Regions from separate parts of the Homo sapiens genome. Here region 1 is linked to region 2. The links are chromatin loops, found by intact Hi-C in ENCODE. Cell type or tissue: mammary epithelial cell. All regions are shown on one strand. Links, peaks and the distances in the headings refer to the core of each region. The heading gives the core; the rest is flanking DNA.

Region 1 (10,029 bases), core at 1,816-6,815, 180 kb after region 2:
TTGCTTTGAGACAGGCTGGCAGGATGCCCAGGCAGGCTCTCTTGAGTGCCATCATCCTAGAAGTGCTGCCCTATTCTAGGCTGGGTTCTTTGCTTTCCACAACCTTGACATTTCATTCAGTGTAGAAATGATCATGTAACCAAACCCACAAGACTGATGTATATTAATCGAGATCTCAGTCTGTTCATTGACAATGAAAAGTATAACTGGCAAGCAGATAAGAAATTTCTATTAGCTGATTAGTGTGTTCCTACCTCTTTAGGAAAACATGAGTGGGAAACCAGTGTTTAAATCAAAAATTGTTTAGTAGATCTCGATGAAGAGAGAGAGAGCAAGTGTCGTTGAGCCATGAGAATTGGAGGCTCCACCTTCCTCCTGGCCCCCAGCTGCCAAGCTGACTGGATATTTGCATTTAGGGGCTGCAGTAGTCTTTTCCCTGGATGGAGGAACCTACTAAAAAATCCTTGTCTTTTGACTTCCCGCTTACAAGGAAGTCAGCCCACCCCAATGCATTCAGTTCCTACTACTAACAGGATTTATTCAGGCAAGGCAAAATAAAACTGTCTATTTTAATATAAAATTCTCATGTTAGAATTATAATCTAGTAAGACTACTGTCACACTGTTCATCCTGGATGCCTTGATTGGACTTGAGAGTATTTTCAAATCCCTGCAGCCCACATTTTTCTTGAATTAATTTCTACATTTAGCTAATCTCATCCATTATGTATTAACTCTTATTAGCTTCATTCTTAGAAAATGGCAACATTATTTATAGGTTTTGAGGGCTCAGAACTTTCTAATGTTAGCATAGTTTGGGGGCACTTGGTTCACTGCTACACTCCCTGTAAATACTACTTGATAATTGTCCCTTAAGCTGTGCCTTTTAGACCATTAGTCCCATGTATTGTGTGTCATAAATTCATATTAGTGGGTTCTCACTGGCAGCTTGAAAAATGAAATAGAAAATATTGGAATGCATGGCACATTGTGAGGTAAATATTATTTTATATGTATCCTCTGTGTTAGGTTGTAAAATGTTTTTTGAGTGTGGATTGTGGTTCAAATAATTTGTTAACCACTCCCTAGAACATAGAGCTTTACCCTCTGTCTTAAAGAACAAGATATTCTTTGTGTATGAAGGTGTTAGACATTTATTTGCCTAAAACCTTGGCCATGTTATTTAGAGGAGAGTATATACTCTACATCAGAGACCTGCAGAAATGTCTCATACCAGGGAGTGTGTGACAAGAGCAAAGGTTAAAAAATAGGTACAAGGCATATAAAGCACAATGTGGCATGAGAAATCTGCTGGGAGAAGAGATAATAGAACACGTGGACCCTGGCTGGTCACTGCTTCTCTGTTGCTCAAGGCTGTCTTTTGTACCTGGAGCTTGGGTTCCTGACTGTTAAAGCTGAGCTGTGCTGAATGTACCAAATTCCAGTGAATACAGGTCCACAGTGACCCTTGCTCAGAGTCAACCAGTCAGAACAAACTAAGACATTTTCACATGAAATTCTAATTTTCTTAAGAAATTGCTTTCATAAGCATAAAAATGCAGCATATATTTGGGTACTCCAAGATACTAAGTGTTTGGAAGACTCTTAGAGGTACAAATACATTTTAATTTCTTTTTTTCTGAGGTCCAGTTTATTTCCTGTGGCTAATGTGTCTGTGGATGGGAGGTGCTGAGTATTTGAAAATGTCAGACTGCATTATTCATCCTTAAGTTTACCCATCCAGTTGTCTGTCCATCTCTCTGTCTATCCATCCACTCCTTGTTGAGCACCTATGTGCTCTGTGCAAGCAGTTTGCCCTCACATTATGTATGTGTTAGGAAATCTCGGGTTGGAAGGGCATTAAAAAGTTATTTGATATCATTCTTATTAGATGTATGCATCTTCTCTGTAGATCTCCTGGCAGGTGATAATTCAGTTTTTTGCAATCATAGGAATACACCCCCTCTAAGAAAGTTCTTCCTTGTGTTAAACTAAAACCTGCTTTCCTCTAGCTCCTCTCAGAAGACTCTTATCTTAGCCCCCCAGCCAAAGATACTGAAGAGGCACCCATTGCCTACTTGCCCACTCTAGTTTCCTAGCCAGTTCTTCAATTGGCTGGTTTCTGAGCCAATCCTAAACTAACTTGATGGCACCTTAGGATTTGCATTCCCATCAGATCACAGAATCAAGACCATATCTGACATATCTGATGTGTGGTAGGTCTAAGGTGTGCCCTCATTCCAAACTATACCATTTAAACCCACACTCTGGGTGCATAATCCTTGTACCTTTGCTTTCTCTGGTTTTGGGTGGTTACTCCAGGATCCCTCTTGGATTGATATCCATTCTGAATCTCATCTTAACTGGGGTCTTGAAAGCCTTCTAGCCTTATGCTGATCTGCTCTCTCCAGACATTGGATCGATAGGATCTTATTCAACCTGAATGGTCTTCCCCCGGCACTACAATGCCCAGCAGATGAAACCCTTGGGAACTGATGTCATCTGAAAATGAACCTGAGCTTACTTCCTTGAGGCGAGTTCTAATGCCAAATGAGCTCTACAACTTTGGCACTTTCTTCTCTGTCGGGTCTTATCTTTAAGGTTCCAACCTGCTTCTCAGTGAAACGTTTCAAGTTATGGATATCAGTATTAATTCTGCATATTGGTTATAATTATAACCCATGGGACCATGCATATGATAGCTTTTAATATATTTGAATATGGTTACTGTTTCAACTATTTCTTGCTGCATAACAAACCACCTCAACACTCAGTGGCTTAACACAACAACTATATCTTATTTGCTAGTGATTTTGCAAAAGCCCAGTGGGGAAAGCTCATTTTTACTTCATATGGCATCAGGCGGGGTGGCTTGAGGAGTTAAGGCTCTACTGCAAGTGGCTCATTTACATGGGCTGGCAAGTCTATGCTACCTATTGGCAGGGAACTCAGCCTCACTTGCTGGCTGGGTGCCTTAATTCTGCCACATGTAGACCTATCCTTGTAGCTGCTTGGGCTTCCTTCTAGCATGGTGGAAGAAAAAGCAAGTGAAAGTTGTCAGTCTTCTTAAAGACTGGACCTGGTACTATTACAGTATCACTTTCTCTTCATTCTTTTGGTCAAAGTGGTCACAGATTCAGCCCAGATTCTAGGGCTGGACAAATAATTCCACTTCCTAATGGAGGGAAGTGACAAAGATTTTCAGCCATCTATAATTCACTGCAGTTACCATAGGCACATTTTGTGCTGTCCACCTTGATTCACCCCTCATTCCCCCTTCTTCAGTCTTTTTTATTGCCTAGGCTAAAAATTCCTTGTTACTTTCCCACTACTTATGTGACAACAATTCAAGTCTTATCAATATATAAACATCATTTACTTTCTAAACAATAATTATAGTCATGGCAGGAATTGAGACAGGTGCTAGTGATACTTAGATGACTAAAATATGGATCCTGTCCTTAAGGAACTCATAGATTAAAAACATAACATTTTTTTCCCTCTGATATAATTCTAATCTTCCCCCCGCCAATAAGCATCTCACCAAAAACTTCATGACATATTTTTAAATGTAAGCTTATTATGGAGAATAAAACATGATTTCCATCTTCTTCCTGTTAAAGCTTATGTGTTTTTCGATGCAACCCAAGGTCAAGTTAACTTCTTTAAGAGTTATATTTCACTGTTGGTTGACACTGAGCTTATTGATGATTATGACCCTAAGGCTGACTTTTCTAATGTCCTGCTGGTATGGCATGGTTCCTCTATCTTGTACTTGGAAAGCTAAATTTTAGATTCAATTTGTCTATTTAATAGTTGTCCTTGTAAAGTTTTACCCTATTATGCCTAAATTACTGCTATAGCCTATCAAGATGATTTAGATCCTAATCTGTCATCCAACATACCAATGTTTAGCCAACACAAAGCAATGGCTGTGCCCTTAGGTGTTCAGACAAGTAATTGATAAAAGGCTTAAACAGGCTAGGTGCAGAACCCTGTGACCTGCCACTAGAAATCTTCTAGGATGACAGGGGATTCTTGACTCAATTCTTTCATTGTCCCTGCACCCAGGCCATAACATTTCATTAGATCCAACAGCATATCATTACAAATGTCTTCAAATATCCTGCTGAGATTCAGATACTTTGCATCTACTCATTTCGTAGATATTGTGTTCCAGGAGCCTGGTTGAAGAAGGAAAAACTGTCAAACAAATGTAACATTTTCTTAATGAAAATATACTGTGCCCCAATCAGTACTACTTTATTTTTTAGGTTCTTACTGACTTAAAAAAAATGGTGCAAATCACACCCATTTGAAGAATACAACTTTGATGAGTTTTGACAGAATTATGTGTATATCCTTGAAACCACACTGCACCACAAACACAGAACATTCTATCATCTTCCACGATTTTCTCCTCTTCTTTCCAGTTATTCCTTCCCTCCATCCCCATGCCCCAGCCAACCACTGATCTCCTTTCTGTCATTATAGGTTAGTTGCATTTTCTAGACTTTCATATAAGTGGAATTATGCACGCTGTACTTTTTTGTGTTTGGCTTCCTTTACTCAGTACAATGATTTTGAGATTCACCCGTGTTGTGGCTCTGTCAGTTGTATGTTCCTTTGTACTGCTGAGGGGTATACTGTTGTAGGGATATAACACATTTTGTTTATCCCTTTCCTGTTGGTGGACATTTGTTTCAGTTTTTTTTTGTTATAATGAATAAAGCTGCTATGAATATTCATGTACAAGTCTTGGTGTGGACATGTGTTTTTATTTCTCTTCAGTACCTGGACTACTTCTCCTTTTTTGTTTTTTTGTTTTCCCTTTTACCCAGACTTTTCCTGCCTCAAATTAACATCAGTTTCACCATTTTGCAGCTTCTAAAACCAAACTTACGTCCTATTTTGAAAACAGCAGCAAAAGTTATCCACCTCCAACCTTCTGGTTTCTTTTGATATTCCTCAAAATGTTTTCCATTTACAAGTTCCCTCAATTCTTAGTATATAATTCATCCATTTGGAGAATTTATTCTCTTTTAGCTAGCAAGTTTTGGGGTAAATATTATTGAGGATTTAAAATGTGTGTCAGACTAAGCACTTTATGTACATTATCTAATTTCATGCTTATAACAATCATAAAAGAGAGATACTATTTTTATTTTACTTTTTAACAGATGAAGAAACAGAAACATAGAGAGATGAAGCAACGTGCCTAAATTCTGACAGCTGAGGAACTAAGCTTTCAAGCTACGTGTTTCTTTCTGGAGTTGGAATCCAAACCATTTCACAATATAAGATTGACAGTGGTGATAAGAGAACTGGGCATACAATGTGATGAGTGTTTCTAAGAGAGAAAGATTACTCTGAGTAAGGAAAATGGTGAATTTCCTTGACAAGGAGGTGATAACAAAAGTGGATCTTGGAAACCGGGATGAATTGGATATGCTATAAAGTTCAAATGGAGAGGCACATGAGCAGAAGCCGGAACGGGTGAGGGGTAGGAACAGGTGAGCCATCTAGCTGCCTCAGTATAGAGATCTATGGATTAGTGGGAGGCTGGGAAAAAGCGGCCATGAGAGTAGGTGCCACCAGGGAGAGATTGTAGTCAGACCAAAACTGCGCTTTGAATGCCAGACTAGGGAGCTGACCCTGACTGTAATTGTGATGAATGGCATGAAATGCTTAGGCTGTGCTTTAAGATTAATATGATGTCTTTAAAAGGGGTAAGGCAGTCAAATTAGGAAAGCAAATTAGGAATCTGCTCCACTTAAAAAAAAATGGTAGCAGGAGTCTGAATCATAGTGGTGGCAATGGCAAAGTTTGGACAGAAGAGTCACTAACTCTGGTAAATATTAGACATTCAAATTATTTTTATATCATTTACTGTTTTTGGCTCATCTTGCAGCTGCTTCTCTACATTAATATAAATTAGCTTTAAGTACTTAATTGCGATTATGCCCATTGATATTTTTCTAAGGTACAAACAGAGCTTTCAAATTATGCCATTTGCATGTAAAAGGAATTAAAATGTAAATCAATTAAAATTATCCATTTATTTAACTCATTAAATATGCTGCTTATTATCCTTACTTGGGTAATATTGAGTTAGTATCTTTCAGGTGACATCTCTTTTTGTTGATGTTTAAAAGACTTCATAATGTTTTACAGTTACATAAGCATTTAACAAAAGTAGTTGACTTAATAAAGTTTAAGTATAAAATTGAAGAGCTTACAGAGCACTCACATATATTTTATTCATCGAGGTATAATTTAGATGCCGATCTTAATGCACAGATCTTAAATGCACAGCTTGATGAGTCTGACAAATATATGCATGAACATAACATCACCCCAACAAGATATAGAACACCCCAGAAAGTGCTCTTGTTCTCCCAGCAGTCTATCCCTGCCCCACTCCGATTTGTATCACCATAGATTGTTTTTGACTTCTAGAATTTCACATAAATTGAATGACACAATATGTACTGTTTTACATCTAGCTACTTTCACTGAACATAATGTTTTAGAGATTTGTCCGTGATTCTTGCATGGATCTATGGCTCTTGTCTTTTTATTGCTGAGTGGTGTTCTGGTGTATAAATATGCCACTGTTTAGCCGTTCTCCTGTGGATTTGGGTTGTTTCCAGTTGTGAGCCATGCTGTGTTGCTATGAATATTTTTGTGCAGGTCTTTTTGTTGACATATGGTTCCATTGTTTTAGACAAGTACCTAGGAAAGCAATGGCTAGATCACATGGCAGGTGTATGTTTAACTTTTAAAGAAAGTGCTAAACTGTTTTCCAAAGTGTTTATATTTTTCAATATATTTTAGAGAATGGTTATGGACTTCTTGTTTGTATATAGCCCACCATAAGAATTGATTAAGAATGCAATACTCATGTTAAGCTTTCAATGATATTTCCTGACAATGAGAACTTTGTGATGACAGGTGGCTTTCTTAGCCATCAATACCATTTCCTCTGTAACTATGCTGTAAATTAGGGGTGACCCCTGAGCCTCTGCTAGTAAGAACTTCAGTATCTGGAAGGTGAACATGAAACCCTCCAAGGTGTTTTTAAGTGTTGCCTGAAGGAAAAACATGCTGTAATGTCACATAAGTTAATAATTTTAAGGAGCCTATAGGCCTGATGGCGGAATTAAATGCTTAACAATAATTCAAAAATGGCTTACGGAAACTTAAAAATGTGAATCATTTAGTGAGGCTGAAATTATGCTCCTGACATATATGTGTGACACATGAGAGCAGTTACCTGGGAATTTATTACCAGCTTCTGAGCAAACAAAGCCTGACCTACATTTGACTAAAGTCAGCTGTCTCTGGTTAATCCTATGGGCTTCTTTTTATTAATGTCACAATTGCTAATGTGGTATAACATTGTCATTACTGAATAGCACAGCGGGATGAGCTGCAGCTGTTATTTCTCTTTCTGAACCTACTGAGTCATTAAATCTGAGTTTGGGGGAATACAAGTTGTAAAGATTATTCAAATTCTGATTGAGAAATAGGACTACTGGGAAATTGTAGGTACATAAAGTAAAACTTCTAATCAATCAAGATTCCTTTTTTTTGTGAGGCTTGAATGTTCGGAATTGTTCCTTACATTTAATTTGAAGTCTAATGTCAAGGAAATAGAAGGTGAACGTAAGAAAATAAAAGAACAATAATAATTAGATGTTAATCCTTTTTTTTCTGATGAAAAGTGATATATTATTACTGGGAAAGTATTAGAAAGATAATTTTCCTTCAAAAAATTATAAACATTTTATTTTAAGAATCCTAACATTAAGAAGGATATGCTTTTGTTCTAATCAGCCAGAGAATAGCCAGTTTCTCTATAATAAATCTAAGAGGAATTTTGTTGTATTTTTTTTGTAGCTATTATTTTCAAAAGTTTCTATGTTCTTTTAGAATTCTTACTTTGCCTTTGGTAACCATTAGTACTTTGTAAGGGGTATGATCTTACAGTTCCCAAACAGAGCCAAGGTACCTTGGGGCGCCTTAGAAATATTTGTTTTACAGGAAAGGACAGAGATATTCAATATTTGTTGGAAAACACGTAAAGTACTAGCCTAAGAGAGCTGACAGTTTCTTCAATAGATTACACTGCATTCCTTTCAACAGCGTCATCTATTTTTGAAGCTGGGTTCTTGACAGTTGTTGTGATAAGCAGCAATTACCACACCAAAAGCAATGTGCAAAGGGAAACAAGGGGGACTCCAAAATTTGAGAAGTTGTGCAGTGCCCAATAGATTCACACACTGCAATAGATAGTCGTAGTTATTAGGTTGGGGCAAAAGTAATTGCGGTTTTCGCCATTAAAAGTATGGCCAAATCGTAATTACTTTTGCACCAACCTAATATTTAAGGAAAAAATAAGAAATTTTTTCTTCTTTCAGCTTATGTGTGTAATTTTTTCAAATGGCTACTAAGATGTTAGGACAAAAAAACCCTCAGTAAGTTGTATGGACCTGACTACTTAATAAACAGAACAGTTGGGTATTTCTTTTGGACTGCGCCATTGTGAAAAGATTACAGAGGCAGTGAGGACTCTGTGAAGTCAGATATTTTAGAAACCTCTGGTATAATCTCTTAATGTGCTTTTGAAGTTATTTTTAATAAAGTTGAGAGCAACAGAGCTCAGCACTGGCATTTCTGAAACTCTTTTCTTCTAGATGGTATTTTGGAAGTCAGCCTTCTGCAGTGGTATTAGATGGTTGACTAAGCAAAAAATTTAAATTGAAAAAGCCTGTCTTTTGTATCATACCCCACAGATGTAGAAGTCTAGCTACTTGAACTGCCAGCCTTACCCCTTTACTTAAAGTGTGATCTGTGGACCAGCAGCTGATAAAGGCAGAGTCTCAGGCCCCACCCCAGACCTGTTGAGTCAGAACCTGCTTACAACAGACTACAGGTGATTCAGGTGTGCATTAAAGTTGGGGAAGCGCTGCCCTACCACTCATGTTTCATCCCACCTCAGCCTCCTTAGGTGGAATCCCTCATTCTCTTCGAATGCGTCTTTAAAAATGATTTTCCCTGTGACCTATTTGTTTCGGGTTTTACTATTTACCAGTTAAACTAGGCCTTCCTAATGAATAAATGCCTGATGGTAGTTGAAATGTGCTGTCATTTCCCAGGTAACCTAAGAATTTTGGAAGAAGCTTCATTTAAATCATTATCTAACCCATGGTTTAAAAAATATCTGACTGTAATGGTCTGAACGTTTGCGTCACTCCTTTTCCCAAGTCCGTAAGTTGAAGCTCACAGTGTAATGGATATTTGAAGATGGGTCCTTTGGAAAGGTAATTAGGGTTAGAAGAGGTCACGACGGTAGGACCATCATGATGTGTTGTACCCTTCTAAGAAGAGACACTAGAGAGACCTAAACCTGCCTGTCCCCAGGGAGAACCAAGACGAGGTCCCATGAGCACACAGGGAGATGGTGGCTGCCTACAAACCAAGAGAAGAAGGCTTCAGTGAAACTTTCCTTGCCAGCACCTTGATCTTGAACTTAGAACTGTGAACTGTGAGAAATAAATGTCTGCTTTTAAAGCCATCCAGTCAATGGTGTTTTGCTATGGCAGCCCGAGCTAAGACACTGACTATAACCACCTCCTGGCACTCTTGGGGGCCCTGCATATTCTGATCCAGTGGTTCTGTGGCTCAGAAATCTGTTTATACACAGTCCACCTAATGAGTATTATGATGAGACATTTTACTAACCCACTACTTCCCAAATTTAACCTGATTATTGGAACCACCTGAAGACTTGTTGTGAATTCCCAGGACCCTCCTGGGAGCATCTGATTCAGTGTGCTTGGGATGGGACCTTAGGAATCTGTGTTTTTAACAAGCATCCTAGATGATTCTGATAATGAGGTAATTTGGGGAAAATTTTTTAAACCCAAGTAATAAAATTATTGGAATTGTGAACACTTGTTGTATATGGGCAGGGAAATATTGTGGGCTTCTTGATTTATGGGATCCTCCTACTGAGGTGGCTCCA
Region 2 (10,029 bases), core at 2,355-7,354:
AACTCCTGTCCTCAAATGATCCTCCCACCTCAGCTTCCCAAAGTGCTGGGATTACAGGTGTGAGCCATTGTACCCAGCCCATGGTACCTTATTGTTCCTTTTTGCCTTGTGGTTCTCTAAATATGGTTATATTATATTCTTTTTTGGCAATTAAAATAACTGGTGTGGCTTTTGTTTTTTTACTGGCCCCTGACTGATACATCTTATCACTGTGCTACTCTTCTTATTGTTAGCCAACTCTGAGACTAGAAAACTTGTAGTCTTTTTCATCTTCTTTCTTACTATTAAAATATCTCTCACCTCATCATTCATCAAACCCAGTTCATTCTCTTATGATGTCTCCCAATTTCTTTCCTCCTCTTCATTCTCATTGCCATAGTCCTGTCTGTGGTCTCCACTAACTTGTCCTTTTGCCTGTACTCTTGGATTGATTTTTTAACTTGTATTTCTGTCCTTTATCTTGCCTCATTCTAGGTAATTCTTTAACCTGGTTGCTTGGGTTGCTTAACCCAAATATAATTATAATGATTACTTTCCTATATTCTATTGAAGATCACATTCATTAACATGGCATTCAAGGTCCTCTAGAGTTTAATCCAAATCTAATTTTCTAGTCTGTTTAAAAGTTATGTTCCTTTTATGCGCCATCTTCTATGCACCACGTTGCAGATTGGATTCTATGGAAAGCAGACTCTGGGAAGAAGCGGGAGAGGGAACCAGGAGTGGGTACGATGAGATGTGAAGCTGCAGTGTGATCGCAGCAAAGTCCTCAGACAACCCATGGTGAGCTTTGAAGCATAAGTGGCCTTTCACAGCTATTCTGAACCTGGGCAGGATGGCTCACACCTGTGGGAGTTTTGGGAGACTGAGGTGGGAGGATCCCTGGAGGCCAGAAGTTTGAGGCCGGACTGGATGAGACCTCATCTCTACAAAAAAGTACAAAAAAGTTGGCTGGGTGTGGTGGCACTCACCTGTAGTCCAGCTATATGGGAAGCTGAGGCAGGATGATAGCTTGAACTTAGGAGCTGGAGGCTGTGATCTCACCACTGCACTACAGCCTGGGCAACAGAGCGAGACTCTGTCTTTAAAAAAAAAAAAAAAAGGCTGTCCAGTTCCTCTATACACACTCACAGCAACCAGTCACTGGATGGAGGCTCTTGCTGGGGAGGGACATGGTCTTGGGTGAGTAGCCCTGTGCTGCTGAGGGCAATTCCTGTGGAGGGCTGTTGTCAGGTGTGCTCCCAGTAGCTGTGGAACTAGATTGTTTAGTTCTGAAAGGGAAATCTGGGCTGCACACCACAGCATCCTCTAGAGACTCACATGACTCTGCCGTACTTGTAAAACAAGTGAGGCAACTCACTATGTCTATTGTCACATTAACTCCCCAGCCTCATATGTACTAGCCTGAGATTACACTTGTTGAAATCCAACCTGTCTTTTAAATATTATTTTGTCAAAATGGCATTATTGAAATACAGTTTACATACTGTACAGTTCACCCATTTACAGTGTATAATTCAGTGACTTTTAGTATATTCACAAATATGTGCAATCATCACCACAGTAAACTTTGGAACAGTTTCATCCCCTCAAAAGAAAACCCATACCCTGTAGGTCCCCCTTTCCCTTCAGCTCTAAGCAACCACAAATCTTTCTGTCTCTATTTCCCCATTCTGGACATTTCATATCAGAATCATATAGTAAGTGGTCTTTTGGGTCTGGCTTCTTTCATTTACCGTAATGTTTTCAAGGTCTATCCATGTTGTAGTGTTTATCAGCACTCCACTCCTTTTTATGGTCAGATAATATTTCGCTATGTGTCCGTACCACATTTGCTTATCTAAATTTGTCAGTCGACGGGTGGTTTGGACTATTTATACCTCTTGGCTATTGTGAATAACACTGCTTAACCTTTGTGTACAGGTGTTTGTATGCGCATTTGCTTTCATTTCTCTTGGGTATACACCTAGGAGTGGAATTGCTGAGTCATAAGATAAAGCTATGTTTAAATATGTGGGGAATTCCCAGATCTTTTTCCAGAGTTGCCGCTTCGAAAATGCCACTTTTCTATGAATTTGACAACTACCTGCCTGCCTCCTAAGTCCCCTCCTTTCATTGCAATTAAATGTTCTATTTCTATATTGCTTTAGCACTCTCTGTTACCCTTGTTTCATGCTCAGCCTTGTGATGTTGTTGCGGTGGACATCTGTTTTTTACATGCACCCATTCCCCTTCTTGAATGACATCCTCTTTTCTTAGTGAAAACATCCCTCCCATACTTTCAGTCTACTGGCCTGGCCAAGTAAGATGTTCTATCACTGTAGTCATGGAGAGTGAGTCGGGGGTGAGCATGTGACCCCAGTTAGGTTAAATTAGCGTCAGTTCTGGGACTTTTGTTGGAAAAAATGGGCAAGGACTCTATTTCCACACTAGTTCCTAAGCTGGTGATATGTATGCCTAGAACTATTGGTGACCTTCTTACCACCATAAGGTGAGAACTGCCTTGAGAGTGAAATTAATCAAAGAAAAGGAAAGCCCCAATATGGAATGAGACAGATTGCCTGTTGATTTTGTTTGACTCAGTCATACCTGACATCTACAACTAGAACATTCAGTTACCTCCAATAACTTCCCCACACATAAGTTCTTATGTAACTTCTGTCATTTGTAATGCTAAGAATCCCAGTCAATAGAGTGTTAATAGTGTATTCCTCCCTCCACTGGATTTGAAGCTTCTGAAGGTAGGGACCATGTCTTTCTCATTTGAGCGTGATGCTGGCACGTAGAAATTGCTAATAGACAGTTGCTGAGTAATTGAATGAATGAATGAATGAAGAATGAGTGTATATTTTGCTATGCTTGAAACCACATCCTATCATTTATGTCCAGCAATAGGGCTTTGCCTTCATTCAGAAAGAGACTGAGTTTTCCTGTGTGTGTGCATGCACATGTGTGTGCATGTGTGTGTATGTGTGTGTGTGTGTGTTTTCCTTTATGTTCAAGACTGAATTAAGCAATCTCACATGGGGAGTTGGGTACCTATCAAAGAACTTTAGTGCCTCTCTTTAAGGTCCTACTGTAGACCTCTCCTCACATGCTCTTGAGGAAAACTGAGCTACTTTTGTTTTCACAGAGCAATCAATGTAGCTTCATAAATAGGTTGTCTGTCACTTTATGTTGTTTATTTCTACATAATTGACTTTTGGGATATGGAAATGAAGATCTGGCTTTTTCATTACTTGAGAAAATGAATTTATTTTTTGATTCCAACTCTTTAAATATATACAACAAAATTATTTAAGAAATAAGTAGGTGTTTTCATAAGGAAGGTTATGTGGTAGAATAAATTCAGAGATATGTAGGAGAGGATAAGTGTAGCCAAAAAAATAAAAAGCCATTGTGAATAACAGGAACATCTGGAGTGTAGACTTTGGTAATTTTTGGTACTATCATTTGCATTTTAAATGGGTGAGCAATAAAACAGCATCTATTCATATGTCTCTATCTAGCTTGACTTAAAGTACACATTTATGATTTCAGCCAGAAAGCTGAAAAATACTTCAAAGCACCGTAATAGTCCACTTCTCCACCCTGAAACACATCATGCTCAGGCAAAGTAGGGGCTTTGTGGGGGCAGTAGCTACAGAAAAGCTGCTACATGAAACCCTGGGACTAAAGACTTGGGTTTGAATCTTTTATTTATTTTTATTTATTTATTTATTTATTTATTTATTTTTTTAGATGGAGTCTCGCTCTTTGCCCAGGCTGGAGTGCAGTGGCGTGATCTTGGCTCACTGCAACCTCTGCCCCCTGAGTAGCTGGGATTACAGGTGCCTGCCACCACACCTGGCTAATTATTGTGTTTTTAGTAGAGACAGGGTTTCACCATGTTGGCCAGGCTGGTCTCAAACCCCTGACCTCAGGTGATCCTCTAGCCTTGGCCTCCCAAAGTGTGGGGATTACTGGCATGAGCCACTGCGCCTGACCAGGTTTGAATCTTTTTATCTTCACAAAACTGAGATCTTTATTGTCTGCCATATTTAGCTGTGCTCTGTTGACTTAAGAGGACAGAACAGACAGAGCATTTGGAAAGGGATTGTTCTGCCTCCTATTTGCCAGATTATATTTTTTCCTTTCTAACTGATGCATGAAAATTTTATCCTTTGGAAAGTAAATGTCCCAGAAGAATATGATCTAACCCTAGTGACTCATTTGAGAGATTCTTTAAAGTAAAGGAGTGTTTCCTAAAATAGAAGGGGATTTCACTTTGAGGGCAAGAAGGTTTTCCCTCTTTATCCTTAGTCATAGAGGTTATGCTGTCCCTGACACGTCATTACTTCCCTCCTGTTCCTCTTCCTTAGATTTAAAACAAACCGGGGAATATCCTCATTATCTAAAACATTTTCTCTGTGCATTTGATTAAAAGCTGGTATTTTCTGTTGATAAAAAAAAATTAGGACTGTAGTAGTCCAACATAGACACTGCTTATGGGGTAAATCTAGGGGACAGATCCTTATATTAAAAGGGATGGTGAGAACCCTGCTGGCTCTTGCTTGTGGTAGAAGAACAACCTCAGCAGATAAGAGCTTCACACCTTATAGCTATATTAGAATGTATTTTCTCTTTTCTTTTCTTTTTGACAGAGTCTCTCTCTGTTACCCACGCTGGAATGCAATGGGTCAATCTCAGCTCACTGCAAACTCCACCTCCTGGGTTCAAGCGATTCTCTTGCCTCAGCCTCCTGAGGAGCTTTGATTACAGGTGCCTGCCACCATGCCCAGCTAATTTTTTTATTTTTAGTAGAGATGGGGTTTCTCCATGTTGGCCAGGCTGGTCTCAAACTCCTGATCTCAAGTGATCTACCCATCTCAGCTTCCCAAAGTGCTGGGATTACAGGCTTGAGCCAAGGCGTCCAGCCTAGATGGTATGTTCTGAGCAGTGTTTGATAAATCAGGGGTCCCCAACCCCCGGAACATGCACCGGTACTGGTCCGTGGTCTGTTAGGAAGTGGGCCACACAGCAGGAGGTGAGCGGCAGGCACGCAAGCGTTACCACCTGAAGTTTGCCTCCTGTCAGATCAGCAGTGGCATTAGATTCTCATAGGAGCACAAACCGCATTGTGAACTGTGCATTTGAGGGATCTAGGTTATGTGCTCCTTATGAGAATTGAACTAATGCCTGATGATCTGAGGTGGGACAGTTGCATCTTGAAACTATCCCCCACACCCCAGCCCCCCATCCATGGAAAAATTGTCTTCCGTGAGACTGCTGCGCCAAAAAGATCGGGGACCGCTACTATAAACCGTTCTGCCCTCGTGGGAATAGTGTATAGATACCTATATTGCCAAGACTTTATTTTCTTACCCTTTCTTATGTACTTATCAAACATACTTAGACTCCTTTCTACTTATTCTCACATCAGCTTCATGTCTTTAACCAGCTATGCAAGATTTGGAAGGTCTTTATACATTCTTGGGCTTCAGTTTACTTTGTAATGTTGGGTACCCTATCTTTAAAATCTTTATCAGCTCTAAAATTCTATAGTTCCTTATCTATGCTTCTGTTTTCTAATGCATTTGACTCTGGTCTTAATTCTTAAGCTAATCTTTTATTTAGCCTTCATTTGAGATAAATGTCACAAGCAGAGAGGGCAGGAAATGGCATCTTGATGTCTTAAGTAGAGAAATTAGAAGCTCATAAATCTCAATGAACCTTGAATTAATTAGTGGAGAAGTTACCTTTATATCATTGTGCCTCAGATGATTTGGGGTCAAAGAAGGAATACTGGGGGTATAATTATGAATGCTATACATATAAGTGCAAGGATAGTGGCAACATTTTTGATTGACTGTTATATAAAAAACACTCTTGGCATTGCAGTGCCTCTTATTAAGGTTAGAGTATTGTGAGTTTTACTAGAAGTCTGAGTGTGTTTAATGCTGGCAATACTGAAATCAACTCCATCATAAATTTAAAGTGAGGACACCATTTATTCTAGGGGCTTCTGCAAACCCAAATATAGTCATCACTTATTCCTATTTAAAACTTCATGTGTCCTAACAATATTCATACATCACTGCGGCAACATTGCCATTCAACCCTCAGGTCAGTCAGTACTTTAAAACCACGACAAAATTTCTAAATAAAAAATTATATCGATAATTGTAAGATTTGAAAGAGAAAAATAACTTTTAGATGAGAAGGAAAATGAGCTCTTTACTTTCTTCTTGCCCCATTGTTGCCTTTATTAAATAACCCTTCTGATTTCATTGTATAATGATACAATATTAGAAAATAATTGATATGGTTTGGACAATTATATAAACATTAACACAAGTTGAGACAGTTATTTTGAATAATTTCTGGATCTAATTATAAAATGCTGAAAGGAAATTATAAGCATTAAGACAAAGTTGAGACAGTTATTTTGAATTATGTCTACACTGAATCATAAAATACTGAAAGCAAATATAGACACAGGTTCATTCTTTAATGTAGAACATTATAGGCTGCTTGATGGTCAGAAAACCACAAGTTTAAGTTTATCTGCAAAGTAAGTTGTAGTAATTGTTAAGGTCAATGGTTCATATTTTAAACAATCTGAGAATGTGGTAAGTATTTAGCAAGCTAGTGTTTAAAAACACTCATAAATATGTATTCCTAGAATATAGCTATTAAAGAAAGTCTTGTCAACTTTCATGCACTTTTATGACAGATTGTTTTTCATTTGCACACAAAGGATACATGGCTGGTTCAAAGCTCAGAACAGTTCAATAGCAGTTATATGATACCATGACAAGTTCTATCCAAGCTTGTTTAAACATATTCCTCAGGGAATGCTTCAAAGAATGGCACACAGTTACAACTGGAAGAAACTGCTTTATTAATAGTTGGCAATTTTTACAAATTCCAGGCATGTTGCACAGACTCTGCTCAACCGAGCCATCGATTATAGTTAACATCCGTCTCTAAAACAAGTGCTTAAATCTTGTACAAGTATTAAAAAAAATACTTTCATGCAAGCCAAGTTTTATCTTACATAAATTATCTTACATAACTTGACGTTAAACAAAGAGGAGCAATGTGAAATATAAGAAATTCCATATCCGATTAAGAACTTGGTACTCCCTTTTACCAAAGTGTGAATAAGGGTTCCAGCTCAGGGTCTTTTCAACACCCCTCCAGGCGAGAGAGAACTTTTAATCTTCTGTTTCTCCTTTTCTCCTTCATTCTCATTTCTCCTTTCTTACCATGTATTCTATTTTCTTTCCCATGATGTTCTATTTCTCCTTCCTTTGTTGTTTATTTCCTCTTTTTTCTCCCTCCTTGCATTTATTTTCTTCCCTCCATACTCTCAATTCTCCCTTTTATCACCCTGCCAATGTCAAAATCATTACATGCTAATCGAGCCAAATAAATTGCAACTGCAAGGACATGACCTGATGTCTACAGCAGAAAATGTTTAAATTATGAATTTTCCTTTTGTTTATACAGGCAATTACAAGAAATTAAATGTTAACTTTGAAGTCAATCCTTAATCAGAGGTGTTTTTACATAAAACCACTACATATAAAATGCAGAGTGCAATTACATTAAAAAAAACTATTTCATTTCATTTACTAGTAGCCACTAATGGCTCTTTAGACTCAGCCTATTAGGTAAATGAGCAAACAGTTAGCTTATTTGTTTGAAGTATAAGTAGCAGATAATTCATGAATAAGTAAATTATACTTTCTTGCTGTGGTATATTAACAGGATGATTTTATATTATTTTATTTTTAATTGACAATAATTATACTTATTCAAAGGGTACATAATGATGTCTCCATATATATACAGTGATCAGACCAGGGTAATTAGCATGTCCATTATCTCCAATGTTTATCGTTTATTTGTTTTGGGAACATTCAATATGTTCCTCCTAGCTGTGTGAAACTGAATATTATTAACTGTAGTCATCCTACAGTGGTATAGAGTACTAGAACTTATTTCTCCTATCTAGCTGTAATTTTATAACCTTTAACAAATCTCTCCCTATTCACTCCTTCCCCCATCCTTTCCAACCTTTGGTATCTTCTGTTCTACTCTTTTACTTCTATGAGATCACCTTATTTTAGGGTCCACGTGTGAATGAGAACATGCAGGGTTTAACTTTCTGTCCCTGGTTTATTTCATATAACATAATATCTTCCTGTTCCATCTAAGTTGCTGAGAATGACTGGATTTCCTTCTTTGTTATGGTGGAATAGCCACTGTGTATATATACTACATTTTCTTTATCCATTCGTCTATTGTTGGACACCTAGGTTGATCCTGTATCTTGTGAATAGTGCTGCAATAAACATGGGGGTACAGATGTTTCTTTGGTATAATTGTTTCCTTTCCTTTGGATAAATTCCCAGTAGTCGGATTGCTGAATCATATAGTAGCTCTATTTGTAGTTTTTTGAGGAGCCTCCATACTGTTTTCCATAGTGGCTGTGGTAGTTTACATTCCTACTGACAGTGTGTAAGAGTTCCCTTTTCTCTGCATCCTTGCCAGCATTAGTTATTTTTTGTCTTTTTGATAAATAGCCATCCTAACTGGGGTGAGATGATACCTCACTGTGGTTTTGATTTCCCTGACAATTAACGATATTGATAATTTTTTCATGTATTTGTTGACTATCTGTATGTCTTCTGAGAAGTGTCTGTTCAGATCATTTGCCCATTTTTTTTAGTTGGATTGTTTGTTTTTGCTGTTGATGTTTGAGTTCCTTATATATTTTGGATATTAATCCCCTATAGGATGAGTAGTTTGCAAATATTTTCTCCAGTTCTCTGGGTTGTCTTTGCTGTGCAGAAGCTTTTTAGTTTGCTATAATCCTATTTGTTTATTTTTGCTTTTGTTGCCTATGCTTTTGAGGTCTTATTCATAAAATCTTTTCCCAGACCAAGGTCTTAAAACATTTCTTCTATGTTTTCTTCTAGTAGTTTTATCATTTTGGGTCTTATCCTTAGGTGGTTGATCCATTTTGAGTCGGTTTTTATATAGAGGAAGGGCAGGTCTAGTTTCATTCTTCTGCATACAGATATCCAATTTTCCAAGCACCATTTCACCTTTGTAAAAAAATCAGTTGGCTGTAGATACTTGGATTAATTTCTGCGTTCTCTATTCTGTCCCATTAGTCTATGTGTCTTGTTTTATGCCAGTACCATGCTGTTTTGGTTACTACAGCTTTGTAGTATACTTTGAAGTCTGGTAGTGTGACACTGCCGGCTTTATTTTTTTGGATTACTTTGGCTATTCTGGGTCTTTTGTGGGTTGACATAAATTTTAGCATTTTTTTCTGTTTCTGTGAAGATGTCATTGGTATTTTGATAGGAATTACATTCAATTGCTTTGTGTAGTATTGCCATTTTAACAATATTTATTCTTCCAATTCATGAGCATATGATGTCTTTCCATTTGACTTTTAGCCTCTTCAGTTTCTTTCATCAGTATTTTGTAGTTTCCCTTGTAGAGGTTTTTACCTCCTTGGTTAAATGTATTCCTAGGTAACTTATAAATGAAATTGCCATCTTGATTTCCTTTTCAGATAGTCTGTTGTTTATATATAGAAATGCTACCTTTTTTTTTTTTTTTTTTTTTTTGAGACAGAGTCTCACTCTGTTGCCCAGGGTGGAGTGCAGTAATATGGTCATAGCTCACTGCAGTCTCCACCTCCTGGGCTCAAACAATCCTCCACTTCAGCCTCCTGAGTAGCTGGGACTACAGGTGTGCACCACCACACCTGGCTAATTTTTGTATTCTTTGTAGAGACAGGATTTCATCATGTTGCCCAGGCTGGTCTCAAACTCCTGGGCTCAAGTGATCTGTCTGCCGTGGCCTGACAAAGTGCTGGGATTATAGGTGTGAACCCCTGCACCTGGCCAGGAAGCTTTTAAAGTAGCAATATCTCAAATCTATAACAAATTTATTTCCTTTAAAATGAAACAATATAAAAACTGAACAACAAGGCCTGAAGTTGTTCTGTGCAAGCCAATCATT

The links. Peaks named below come from ENCODE experiments on the same cell type or tissue, not always from the same donor. Only the 100,000 strongest peaks of a DNase experiment are listed, where the experiment ranks them.
Region 1: it touches region 2 in a loop (2.3-fold over the local background); 1 of 110 quality-filtered maps calls a loop at or near these places.

The regions. Positions count from the first base shown.
Region 1 is chr3:22,978,678-22,988,706 of GRCh38, reverse strand. No RefSeq gene overlaps it. Among named protein-coding and RNA genes, the nearest start is that of UBE2E2-DT, 220 kb to the left of the region's middle. In mammary epithelial cell, for the core only: no CTCF peak of the experiment used is centred there; no DNase peak of the experiment used is centred there; H3K27me3 peaks cover 849 bases.
Region 2 is chr3:23,154,312-23,164,340 of GRCh38, reverse strand. No RefSeq gene overlaps it. Among named protein-coding and RNA genes, the nearest start is that of UBE2E2-DT, 44 kb to the left of the region's middle. RefSeq lists enhancers at 2,003-2,152, 2,263-2,522. In mammary epithelial cell, for the core only: no CTCF peak of the experiment used is centred there; a DNase peak (open chromatin) is centred at 4,260.